Linked DNA regions of Mus musculus: all the other regions are linked to region 1. The links are chromatin contacts, found by Hi-C or POLR2A ChIA-PET in ENCODE. All regions are on one chromosome and are shown on one strand. Each heading gives the region's core, a stretch centred on a gene start or an enhancer-like site at or near the end of the contact. The rest is flanking DNA. Distances are from core to core; before and after follow the strand shown.

Region 1 (4,191 bases), core at 1,023-3,522:
TGTGTATCTGGGCTCGGAAGAAAAAACAGGGTTCAACAAACGGGGATGAGATGGATCATTTCAAGATGTTGGGACAACTGTAAGTATCAAGAAAGAATGACCACTTTGTGGAATACTGTACCTTAACTAGAAGAAGAAGGGGAGGAAGAAGAGAAGAAAGTATTCTTAGTGGGGTTTGTGCCTGGCAAGTCAGGAGTCAGACTGAATTTGAACTCTATTCTGTAGGTACCAGGCAATAAGACAAAGAACTACATGCAACTAAGGAAAAGCTGAGAACTGGAGAGACAGTCTTTCCCAGGGAAGAGCACACTAAGTGGTTATCTAATCCCAAATGGTCACCCCTGAAACATACACATACAGGTAACATTATAAGGATAGAGGTTTTATTTATATACTTAGCAATATATCTATCTTTCTATACATACATACATACATATATACATACATAAACAATTAAAGAAAAAGAGACTATGAATTTGAAAGATGCAAGAACGATGGTTTGGAGGGAAGGGAGAAATGATCTAATTATATTATAATCTGGAAATATATGTAAAAATGGCCTTTTGAAAGGCCAGCTGGCAGTGATCTTGAAACCCTTGAATTATGATGGGTGGATCATTTGCAAATTGTTAAAATAAAAAGCTTTGAACATTATGAGCTAGTCAACTTAATCTGATTGGATGAGAAAGGTCTTTTAGTTGTTGTTGCAATCTGAGCCTCTTTGACTGGGAAGGCTGTATACAACTTTTTATTTTTTATATTTAATTTTATATTAGAAATTTCATACAAGTCTTTTCTGTACATCAAACATATTCCCCTTCCATTAATCCCTTTAATTCCCTTGGACAACTTCTTATGCTTAGCTTTTATTTCGCAAATTCTTGATTTAATGTACCTATGTAAAATCTAGGAATCGCAAGCAAAAGGAAACAAGATATTTATGTTTTTGAAACTGGCTTATTCAGCCTAATATGATTATCTCCAGTTGGACCTATTTTCCTACATGTTATTTCGTTCTTTATGGTGGAAAAATATGTGTATACACACCATATTTCCGTTATACATTCTTCTGTTGTTATATAATTTGGTTAAGCAAATGTTTTGAGTGTAGGTTTAGAACTCTACTTTTGCATACTTCTCGATCCTCCTCAAGCATTAGGCCAGCCTACTTAACCTCCGTTTTTATGTCAAAAGGAAAAGGTGTGGGACTTGCAGAAGAGACTGCAGAGCAAAGGGGGCACTATGGGCAGGCGGGATCACTTTCTGTTGAAGCATCATACGGATGCCCAAAGCTAACATGAGCAGTTCTTGGCTTTAAATATAAAACTTAGACGGAATCTCTTAGGAAGAGATTCCCCAAATCAGCTAATCTGAACTTGACTACAGATGACTGAAGGGCCTCAGCAGAAGAGGTTAAACTTGGGCTAAGTTCGAAACGGGAAACTTCTTTTCAGAGGGCCTAGACTTGCAGAGCTCTCTGAAGTGGTAGAGACGAGCTTGCCCAAACCCCACGCGAGATCAGCGATCAGCGAACCGCGGCGCCAAGACCTCGGGAGCTACAAATGGACTCCCCAACCACCAATTACGCGGTTTAGGACCGGAGAGGAGAAGGCCCGCCCAAGAACGTAGCCCCGCGCTCCGATTGGACAAGCTCATTTCTCTCCCGGGGCTCCTTCGCCTGTCAATCACGTTGCTCTGACACGACCTTGGCCCCGCCCCCGTTCGACTGACGCAATGCTTGGTGTTCTTGGGCACCCCGGCCCTCGCTTCATGTTCTCATTGGTAAGCAGGGCGCAAAGAGAGGGAGGACGCTCTTCTGCTTTCTGAGCTGCCTGTGTAGTTTCCCTCTTAACGCGCTGTCTGGAGAACAATCCCAGCCTGGAGCCTAGCGCAGGCGTACACAAGAGCCGACAGCGGCGCGGCGTTTCCCCTTTCTCCCTCCCGAGAGCTTTCCTTTACAGTTGTGACGCACAAGGCACCCCGCTCACTGCCTTCACTTGCGATTGGTTGTGGCCCGCGTCTGTCACGTAGCCCCTCCCTCCCACCCAGCTATGGACTCTTGATAGACAGCCGGGAGGCCACGCCCCCACCCCCGTCTGCCGCTTAGCCCTGCGATTGGCCGAGGGCACTGGCATGCTTTCCCGCCCCGGCCCCCTCCGGAGACTCCGGAGGCTAGTGGGACCCCGCGGAAGTTGTCAGTCAAACTCCTTCCTCCACCCCCCGCGAGGACCTCCCCCGGGCCGCGGGAGCGCGCACGCACGCGCACCGAGTCCCCCCTCACCCGAACCAGCCACCCTCTCAAGTTGTAGCAGTTGCTTCCCGGGCGTGCTCCGTGGGCGGCCGGTGGGCGCGGGAGGCTGAGCGAGGGCGACGCTCCAGGGATCCAAGGATCCAAGGATCGGGGTACGGGTGGCCGCCCCGGGCGATGAGGGGCCATCGCTGACAGGAGAACGAGCGCTCGGCAGCGGCTCGCGCGGACCCGCGATGGAAGCGCCCCGGGAGGAGGCTCCCGGCCGGGCGGACAGCGCGGGCGGCAGCCGCTGAAGACCTGTCCGGACTCCGCGCGCTAAGGGGCCGCGAGGCGCGCCCGGCGTCCGCACCCGCGCGCTCGCCCCAGCCGTCCAAACTTCGGGCTCGCCTCCGCCCGCCCTCGTCGCCGGGCGTCAGCAACTTGTGCGGCCCGCGCGCCCCCGCCCTCCCCTCCGCCAGCCCCGGGAGGCGGCCGCGCGGCGCGGGGATGCGGCCGTGAGGCGCTGTCGGGTGAGGAGCAGCTCGCGGAGCGCGAGGGCGGCGCGGCCGGGGCCCGGGGCGCAGGGGCGCAGGCCCGCCGTGCCCGTCCCCCGCCGATTGCCCGGGCCAGCCGCCGCGGGAGGCGCCGATCGCCCGGGTCGCCGAGATGTCGTCGCCGTCGCCGCCCGCACCAGTTGCCTGCGCCGCCATCTCGGCCTCGGAGAAAGTGGACGGCTTCACCCGGAAATCGGTGCGCAAGGCGCAGAGGCAGAAGCGCTCTCAGGGCTCGTCGCAGTTCCGCAGCCAGGGCAGCCAGGCGGAGCTGCACCCCCTGCCCCAGCTCAAAGGTAACCCCCGGCCGCCCCTGGCCCGCGCTCCCGGGGCAAGCCCTACTCCCCTTCCCACCTGCGCGCTTGCCCCGCCTGCCCTTGCCTTGGCGATTTCAGGGTCCCCAGAGGTACCTGCGCTCCCTTCCCTCGTCCAGTCTTTCGACTCCCTGCCTCGCTGAGCCTCAACCCTGGTTTTCTCCAAGCTTAGCTAGTTCTTCTCTTTCTCTGTTTGTCCCTCAGTTGTCACATCCAGGGTCCAAACAAACTGCTGCCGAGTTAGCTGGCCTTTAGACGTAGCTATATAGAACTAGCTTAAAACCGGGACCAGGTGACAGATCTTACTGTCTCGTTAGACGTAAATGTTATACCTCAGAAGACCTCGATTGTCTTTGGAGAGGTTATGAAGGAAGAGTAATTTCTTTGCCGTGGAACGGGAACTTGGTTAGCGCGGCTATGCTTCCAAGGACTTTGTAAGGTTTTGTAAGTAATTCAGATTGGTATCCGTGCCTAATGCCTCGCAGGAGTGCTTGGCACTCCTTTTGGCTCTCTTTTCTCACCCGGTTTGGAGGCTTTTCATGAGTTGTTTACTGGCGTTCTTGCTTATTCTTTGAGAATTACTGGCTTTTAATTTAATAATTTTACGTCTTTGCATTTTATGAGCTAGATGTCATTAATGGAAAAGATGTTTATGTTCCTAGATATTTAAGAAATTCTTTGCAACCTGATAGAAACCTAGAGAATGAGTCACAAGGCCAAGAAATAAAAGAAAGGCTCATGCCAAAATAGATAAATGATCAGCAGATTTTTCAATTCTTTTGACAAAGATCCAGCATCCCTTTCAAGGCCAATCTGGTTGTGATTTGTCTTTGAGTCTATGAATCCTGACTTAGTTTGGCAAGGAGTGTAAAGAAAACCCTAGATCAAATCAACAGTTGACCAGCAACAGCTTGGAACCCCATTTAAACTCTACATCTGCCTCTCGGGGTGCTTCTGAATTAAGGATATACCACTGGTAGAATCACACAGACTTTTGAAAATAGTTTATGTTAGGTGTGTGGTGTCTCATTTGTTGCTTTATTGCTCTTTACCATACTAGAATTGTTCAAATTGATACAGCACTGTCAGTGGAGTG
Region 2 (4,532 bases), core at 755-3,254, 97 kb before region 1:
CAGGCATGGCCCCAAGAGATCAAGGAGGCTGGTCTCATTGTAACCACAGAAGCAAGCAGAGAAGGGAGTGTGGGTGCTTAGCTTGCTTTTTCTTTGTTCTTCAGGTTGGGACCCCAGCTCGAGGTGTGGTGTTGCCTACATTTGGGATATGTCCTCTCTCTTCAGTTAAAGATTCCTAGAAACACCCTCATGGGAGCACATGGAGGTCTGTTTCTACGGTGATTATGTAATTTACTTATTTTTATTTTACGTACATTTGTGTTGAAGGTATGTCTGTGTGAGGGTGTAAGACCCCTGGAGCAGGAGTTACTGACAATTGTAAGCTGCATTGTAGCGTGTCGTCAAGTTGCCAATGATGGTAAATCCACTTTGGCTGTGCTGTATAGATGGTGTGAGGAGGTGACAAAGTCGTCTGGGCTGGGCTGGACGCGGCTGGTTAATTCTTTTCTGCATTAGTGCAGCGCTTGGCTTGTTTGATGCTCTTCCAGGGGCTAGAGATGTAGCTCAATCAGTAGAGTGCTTATCTAACATGCATGAAGCTCTAGGCTCAGTCCCTAGCACCACATAAACTAGGCACGGTGCACACACCCATAGTCCAGGACTTACATGTAATATAAGAACAGTGAGGCAGAATCAGGAGTTCAAGGACAGCCTGAGACCCTCTCTCAAAAAAATTTTTTTCTGAATAACAACTTTTTTTTTTTTTACATTTAGTTATTTTATGTGGATGTGGGTATGTGGGCCACAGCACTCATGTGGCCAAAGAACAACTCGCAAGAGTCCATTCTGTTTCTCCCATGTGGGTTCTGGGGATTGATCTCAGAACATCAGGTTGGCAGCAAGCCCCCTTCTTGGCTGAGCCATGCTACGGCCCTTGCTGTAGTTTCAATAATAAAGCCCTATCCATTCTGTGTAGTTCTAGTGCCTGGAGAGAGATTACTACATTCTGGGGACCCTCCAAATCCAAGGAATGTCATTATGTCTACCCAGTGTTCATGTCTCCAGAGAATACACATTTCAGTTCCAAGAAACCGCACCAAATAAACACCGTTGTAAACACAGCCACAAAGGAACGGAAGCAAACCAAACCACCCTAAGGGAGGCCTGAGTCCTCACAGCGGGTCAAGAGCATTTCTAAACAAACACAAAAGGAATCAATCGCACCTGCTCCAGAGCCTGCCAAAAGAATAGAAAGCAAATCCAAGAAAGTCAGACTGGCGCCCAGAGCACCCACTAGGGCCAAGCAGGAAGCTTGCTGAGGGAGGAGAGGCCAGATTAGCAGGTGTGTGTGGGGGCACCCCAACTGCATGCCCCATGGGAGGCACACTCAGGTGGGTTACATAATCGCCTGGCTTTTATTGAGTGATCACAAGCACAGGACATATCGGCCACTCGCTCCCTTCGGTTGCTAAGGGACAGGCTGGTAATCAAGTGTTAAGTTGTCCGTGTAGATGAGAAAAGGGTGTCAATACAGTCCTTGGAGCGAGGGCAGGGCGTTCAGAGGTTAGCAGCTGAGTATCTGCCCCATCCCTTCTGTTAAGCAGAAGGGCTCTGCAGCCATGGGGGGTTGGGGGGGGGAGGTTCAAGCTTTCTGAGTCATCTCAGACTTACTGAAAAATCTGTATTTTATGTTGATTTTTGACATCTGCATTAAAAATATTAGTTTTTTTTTTTAATGCACTTTGAATTCACACTTGGGATGGATCATCAAAGAAAATGCAAGTGCAGAAGAATCCAGGACCTCCTGGTGATTTATCACCCAAATTGCTGTCACTGGATCCCTGTTCTCCTGGGTCCCACAGGCAAAGTTTGGAACCCAGATCTCTGGGTCTGTGAAGTCAGTGTTCCCCTGAACTGTCTTCAACCTTTGAATCTGGGACAGTCCTCAAATGCTTTGTGTTAACTCCACCCCTTTGTCTTCTGTGCCATAACACCGAATGCCTTGCCACCCTAGGAATGTAGCCAAAAGGAGCCAGCGGCCTGCATTTGGGACTCAGAACAAATACCAGCAGTCACAGCATCCCACAGAGCTCTGGAGGTGCTGAGAAACCTGCACATAGACTTGTTGTCTGCTTTCTACTAGCAGAACAATGTTGGCCCAGGCAGAAGAGGATTCAGGGATATGAAGGCTAAGGTGTCTTGAATGTGGATCTAAGACAGACCTGATGGCTCCCAGAGTCTGAATCTTATTCCTGAATCTTCCTTCTTCAGCCTCAAGGCCCAGCACCACCATCCTGATCTCTGAACTCTGGTGTTGACCACAGGAAAACGCCTTTGCTTGTTCTTGGCAACCCTCCACCACACAAGGACAAAAATAGGTCAGTGCACCTCTCCCAAGCTCTTTGCTTTCACTGATGAGAAACAAACGCCCGTTTGGTTTACTTTCCCTTCCAACATTCAGGAAACCTCTCGACTGAGAGATTGGGGTTGGGGGTTAGTGAAGCCAAGAGTTTTAAGTTTTGAAACCTAAACCATTTGACAGGTCCCACAAAGTACTGAAAGCCAAGAGCTCTGTGGTCCAGTCAACACTCTTGCACATTGTGTCTTAGTCACTAAACATAGCTCAGCGTTTATTTATTCCGGTATCTTAGATGCAAACAGAGGAACAACAGCGAGGTAGGTTTGTGCGTCACGCAAGAGAGAACTCTCTAATGGAGCCTTCCATCCAGGGAAGAGAGAGCCCTTGGAAGTGGGAGATACTTCCCTTCTGATGATACTAACGAGCTCTTAGCTGTACTGTTAGTGTGAGTGTGGGGTGGGGTGACCTTTCTGCTATCTTTAAGCCCTTGACTCTGTGGCTCTGTGGTCTTTATCTCCATGAGCACTGAGGTCTGGGCTGGCTGGTTATGGTAAAGTGTGCTGACTCAGGAAAAGCAGATTCAAGATCACAGCTAGTCGGGTTGTGAGGAATACTTATGAGGTCCTGTGGCCACATGCAAATCCTAGAAATATTTCTGAATGTTTCCATCATGGAGAATCCAGGAAATCAGACTTCTCGTTGGAAACGCTGAAGCTTATGTTGGATCGTGTGCACACTCCTAAGTCTCCTCACTCAGAACTCTCCTGAGTTGGGTTGTTCCAATAAGCTGGGCATTTCAGAACTGTTTATTCTCCATCCTCAAGTAAATGTCATTTAGAATCTTAAACTGGAGGCATCTGAGACTGAGACTCTGCTGCCATGTCTGCTCTCTCCACACCCCTCCGTTCCATCCATACTCCTGTCTGCTACACACACACACACACACACACACACACACACACACACACACACCTCTATTCCATCAGTGACAGCCCTAGTCCTTGGGCCAAACCTTGAAGTCACATGTGACTTTCCCCTTCACAACTTATAGCCAAACTGCCAGAAATCCCTGTTGGCTCTACTATCAGTTTACACCCAGAATCTGTTTCCAGCTTCATGTTCTCCCAGGCTAGCCATCATTTTCTGTCACCAAGACTCTTGCCACAATCTTCCAAGCCACCTCTCAGTTTCCATCCTCCAGAGGAAGCAGTGGAGATGTTCTGGATGATGACAGTGCTTCCATGTAGCTAGACACTTGCCAAAGCTCACAGAGTACATTTAGACTGGCAAGAACCATATTTAAGCTGTATTGTGACAAAGTTAATTAAAATTAGTATTTGTTTAAGACTATGAAAAAAAATGCTTTCCCATTTCATTCAGAGTAAAACCCAAAGATCTTGCGGTGGCATTTAAGGTCCTATGTAATGAATCACAAACACACACACACACACACACACACACACACACTCACACTCACACAAGCACACATACACACATACTCACAGACAGACATACATAGACATCCTTATACAGCCAGATGTACAAACACACATACTCACACACATGCACACACACAGACACACATATACATACACAGATACACACTCACACACACAGAGACTCTCTCACACATCCCCTTCAACCCTTAACCCTCAACCCTCTGACCACTTGCTCAGTCCTTTCCTTTTGACTTTCTCTGTTCTAGCAGCACTGACCTCCCCACTGTGACCCAACAGACACAAGTGCTCACTTCAGGGTCTAAGTGCTCTTTACAGGGTCTTAGTGCTCCCTGCAGGGTCTTGGTGTTCCTTGCAGGGTCTAAGTGCTCTTTGCAGGGTCTTGGTGCTCCTTGCAGGATCTTGGTGCTCCTTGCAGGGTTTTGGTGCTCCTTGCAGGGTCTTGGTGCTCCTTGCAGGGTTTTGGTGCTCTTTGCAGGGTCTTGGTGCTCTTTGCAGGGTCTTGGTGCTCTTTGCAGGGTCTTGGTGCTCCTTGCAGGGTCTTGGTGCTCCTTGCAGGGTCTTGGCACTCTTTGCAAGGGTCTTGATGTTCTCTGCAGGGTCTTGGTGCTCCCTGCAGGATTCTGGTGCTCCCCTCAGGGCCTTAGTGTTCCCTGCAGGGTCTTGTCCATGTTGCTCCTTCTTACTATATATGCATGACTTTTTTCTCTTCACCTTCAAATATCTTTTCAATTGTTCTTTATATATAAGAAGTTGGATTGATTTTTAAATTACAT
Region 3 (4,434 bases), core at 1,716-4,215, 100 kb after region 1:
CTTGGCTCCACCAGCTTTGATGAAAGGGTCCCAAGGGGGGTGGCTTTGCTGGTCACAATCTGGCTGCAGAAGCCATGTGCACTCTGTGAGTGACGTGTTGGAAAGAACACCAGATCCTGGGTCAGGAGGCCTGGGTGAGCGGCACACGTCAGCAGCTGTGAAGTGGTGAGATAGAAATTACAATAATAGCTAGCTCGGCTCACTCTAGGCCAGCTCACCCTGTGAGTCGGACACTGACTCCATTTTCTCAGTGAAGAATCAAGGCACAGCGAAGGGTCAGTGTGCAGCAGAGCCAGGGCCTGGCCTCCCATGTGGGGACTTACTGTGCTACAGCTCAGCGCATGGATTGACACAACCACATTTAGGGCGTCCTTCTGCCTCAGTTACCCCACAGACACGCCCAGAGGTCTGTCTCCAGGGTGATTGCAGGTCCTGTCAGTCCACAGGACTAGCCATCACACCTATGATACAATCTACTTGTCAACTCCCTCAAACATGTTTGTGGCCTCTGTGTGTGACGCACAGTGAGGAAACCATCACCATAAAGAACAGCATGATATAGAGTTGTTTGGGGGTTTGATACAAGGTCTCGAGTAGCCCAGGCTGGCCTTGAAATCAATATGTAGCCAAGGATAGCCCTGATCCTCCTGTTTCTACTCCCCTCAGCACACATGGTTCATGGCAGGTGCTGCTCTGCACAGCAGATCTCTGCATTTATCTCCTTTTTATGACAAAAACTTTATTCCCGTTGTTTCCCATTTCTCACCCCAACCCCAGCAAGCACGGCTCTGCTGCATGCTTCTCCGTGCTTGTTCTTGATGAGTCCCAGGGGGTGAAGTGTTGGGAGAGGATCACAAGGAACTTTTGACACCCGAGTAAGCTTATACTTATGGCAGGCATCTCTGAGTACCAAGGGTGGGCGCATGTAAGCGGTCTGTCTCTGTCTGTGTGTTGGCCTCCCAGCAACGGGAGGTGGACATTGCAAGGGTGTGCAAGGTACTGAGGACTGTGATGTTCTGCCCCTGGGGATTTGGGACAGCTGGTGCCACCAAAGCCTTGGAACCAGGCAGGCAGCACAGATACTGTAGGCTCTGGGCAGCTCTCAAGTCTTCTCTGATCTTGGAAATCCTCCTGCCCCAGGTCCTGGTTCAGGATTTGGAATCTGGTTTTCTCATAGGAGTTGATTTCTGAGTAGTGGGTTGACTCAGCCTTGGACACAGTGGCCTGTGCTACATCTGGAGAGATACAGGGACAACAGGCACAGCATATTCCTCCTCTATTCCAGCAAACCTCCGCTTGAGCCCTCCCTGAGAAAGCAGAGGGTCCTGATGCCGAGGGCAGTCCTTAGGAGTCTCTGGTGTGGCCTGGAGAGCCCAGCTGGTAGTAGGTGGGACCGGCCTTTTGAAAAGTGACTGCTCATAGGCTCAGAGCCCGTGTATTGGATGCTTGGATCACAGCCTTGGGAACCACTGGAGAGTTGTGGAACTTTTTGGAGTCTTTAGGTCACTGAGTCATGCCCTAAAGGGACTGTAAGATATTTTCCCCATCCCCAGCCATAAGAGAGTGGCTTTGCTCCATTGTGCATCCCTGCCATGGTATACTGCCTACCACAGGCCCCAGGGTGCTCACTTTTACAAGCTCTGGCTTATCAGTAAAGTTACAGTTAAGGAAGAAAAACCCTGGGGCTGAAGAAATGCTCAGTGGACAAAAAGCTCGTTGTGCAAACACAAGGACCTGAGGTGGAACCTCAGTCCCCAACAATCAACATACAATATTACATATATTGTATATCATATATATCATAAACACATACATATAGATAATAGAATCTGGGACCTCATTGCTCATTGGCTAGCTAGTCTAGCCACTCAGTGAGCTCTGGTTTAGTCAAGAAGGCCAACCAGAGTGGGATTGGAAGGCCTGCCAGGCCTAGACAAGCAACCGAGAGAACTGGGGCATGGCTTTCAAATTGCTTCGAGCAGAGGTCTCTCAGGGGACCTACTCAGGCCTGTAGGTGAAAAGCTACCTTGAAGACCTGGCCTGCCACCAAAACCTATGTCTGAGTAGCTCTGTTGACTAGATCAGGCTGCCTCTGTGACCTCTGAGAGGAAGACACCTTAGGCTAACAGAACCTGAAGTCTTCTGTTATCAAAACGTCATTGTGTGTGTGTGTCTGTGTATATGTCTGAGTATGTGTATGTATGTGTTTGTGAGTGTGTCTGTATGTCTGTCTCTGTTTGTCTGTGTGCCTGTACTTGTATCGGTGTGTGTGTGCGTGTCTGTGTATCTGTCTGTCTGTCTGTCTATGTCTTGCACCTGGGGCAGGAGCCACGATTGCCTTCAAGGTCTGTGGCCTGAGCCCTCTGCCTGCTGACTGACAGTGGGGAGTGGGGAAGGCATTGATTGCCCAAGGTTGCTCTGGGTTGTCAGTTCTTGAGGGAGTCACATGGGCAGGCTAAGAGACTAGAGACCCCGATGATGCCCTGTCCTGCCTGACTAAGGAACACAGATCCAGGTGACCCATACACACCAGGCACAGTCTGTGACCTACTTCCACTCACCAGCCCTAGGACCCTTGAGGAAGGACTTAGTTTCTGTCTCCACAACATGGAGGCACCACCGATAGATACTCCATTGGGGCTATACTCTGAAGTTGTCAGTGTGATTTGAAAATGTTCCATGCTGTGGACACCCAGTGCTGCCCTGGCTCTATCCAGCTTCCGGTGCTCTGGAGGGTGCCAGCACTTCACAGCTCTCAGATTGGCCCTTCTGAGCAAAGGGGAGCTGGAGAGCTATCGTCAGCTGTGGGTGGGATTCACTCAGCGGTTATCTCCCACTCTGCTCTGTGTGGGTGTCTAGGGTTTGTTGAGAATGCAGTGGATACCCTGGATACCTGGGATGGCTCCAGGAAAGGCTGGGCTTCTCTGCTGGACACAACCCACATTCTTCTGCCAAGCTCCCGGGCTGAATCCAAGGCAAGGGCATGCTCCAGATTCCCTCCAGGGGAGCAAAGCCAGCACAGCCTGCTTAACCCAGGAGCAGGAGGCTCAGAATGGGGTGCCTTCCATACCCGGGGACTCAGTAGTGCTGGCCTGGAAAATGTCCCCTGAGAGACAGAAAAGAAGCGGGTGGCAAGTGGGGAGAGGAACATGGCATGTGAGTGGCCTGCTTAGGTGTGAAAAGAAAGAGTTTGCAGCGCCGTGGCAGGAGTTTGGGGCAGGCAGTTCTTTCCACGTTCTTCCGACTGTCTCCCATGATCTCACCAGTCCCTCTCCCACCCTCTCTTCCATAAGGGCCAGCAGAAGTCATCTAACCCAGGGAAAGGTGAAGAAGTGGCTCACATCCCTTCTACCCACAGGCACATCTGTGCAATCCCACAGGGCACTCCCTGTCTCCAACTCTAAGTACATAAAAGAATGCATTTGTTGCACGTGGGCTCCATTGACAGATTCTGAAATAATGCTCAGCCAGGAGCAACATCAAGCCTGGGAGCAAGACTGTATTATTTAGTTTTATAAGCATGTGTTTGGAGCAGAACTGTCTTCCTAGATAAGCAAGGCATGGAGCTGAGCTGGACTGATGGATCCGAGTGCTGTCAGTGGCGTTTGCAGGGTGTTTACAGGGAGGTGGGAGGTTGCAGAAAGAATGTGGAGAAGTGAGCTGGCACCAGGCTGAGCAACATGGAATGAACTGAAGGGCAGGGGCCAAGCTGCCATTGTCTCCTTTGGATAGACATCTTTTTCTCTGGGTTAATGAAAACTTATTTGATCTCTCTCTCTCTCCTCTCTCCTTGTTGGAAGGACTGTATGTGTATGTGTGTGTGTGCACATGTGTGAAAAGAGAGAGGGAGAGAAGGGAAGGGAGAGGGAGGGAAGGAGAGAGAGGGAGGGAAGAAGAGAGGGAGAGAGAGGAAGAGAGAGAGGGGAGAGAGAGGAAAGGAGACAGAGAGGGAGAGGGAGGGAGAGAGAGAGAGAGAGAGAGAGAGAGAGAGAGAGAGAGAGAGAGAGAAGAGAGCAGTTGGTAGAGGGCTTGCCTATGAGAAACTTGTTTTGTTAAGTCAAAGCTAGGCAGCCAAGCAGGAAGTCATTTCCTGGCCTTCTCCTTCCTCCTTTCACCAATTAGCCAATCATGTCAGCCTGTGAAGTTGAGCACCCATTAATGGATGAAACACAGCTACCGACTACTTTAGGGATAAAGGCAGGAGTCCTGTTGGTTTGGATTCTGGCACACCCTTTTAACAAAAACCCTTAGGGCTGGAGAGATGGGTCCGTGGTTAAGAGCATTTGTTGCTCTTACAGAGACTTGGGTTTGATTCCCAGCACCCACACAGTAGTTCTCAACTGTGTGTAACACACGTTTCAGGGGATCTGATGGCCTCTTCTGGTCTTCACAGGAATCAAGCATGAATGTGGTGCACATACATGCATGCAGACA

The links. Hi-C counts contacts between places; a loop is a spot of excess contacts on that map. ChIA-PET counts read pairs that join two places held with the same protein, here RNA polymerase II (POLR2A).
Region 2: a loop to region 1 is called in a map of heart, with 4 times the contacts of the local background. The contact joins the enhancer-like site here to the promoter of Ppp2r5a in region 1. A Hi-C loop is called at or near these places in 5 of 37 maps with a recorded cell type or tissue (all heart). POLR2A ChIA-PET finds 5 or more read pairs at or near these places in 3 of 5 experiments (Patski and embryonic stem cell).
Region 3: POLR2A ChIA-PET joins it to region 1 with 12 read pairs in Patski. The contact joins the enhancer-like site here to the promoter of Ppp2r5a in region 1. POLR2A ChIA-PET finds 5 or more read pairs at or near these places in 2 of 5 experiments (Patski and embryonic stem cell).

Annotation. Positions count from the first base shown.
Region 1 is chr1:191,395,122-191,399,312 of GRCm38, reverse strand. It overlaps Ppp2r5a (protein phosphatase 2, regulatory subunit B', alpha), which reads left to right and starts at 2,272. Exons shown (of 13, transcript NM_144880.4): 1 at 2,272-3,077. The coding sequence starts at 2,897.
Region 2 is chr1:191,491,958-191,496,489 of GRCm38, reverse strand. No RefSeq gene overlaps it. Among named protein-coding and RNA genes, the nearest start is that of Gm32334, 6.9 kb to the right of the region's middle. Within about 2 kb of position 2,004, at least 2 of the 3 ENCODE cell types and tissues checked have a DNase peak (open chromatin) inside an H3K27ac peak, as active enhancers do; they include heart, where a contact is called at or near this core.
Region 3 is chr1:191,295,117-191,299,550 of GRCm38, reverse strand. No RefSeq gene overlaps it. Among named protein-coding and RNA genes, the nearest start is that of Nenf, 21 kb to the left of the region's middle. Within about 2 kb of position 2,965, at least 2 of the 3 ENCODE cell types and tissues checked have a DNase peak (open chromatin) inside an H3K27ac peak, as active enhancers do.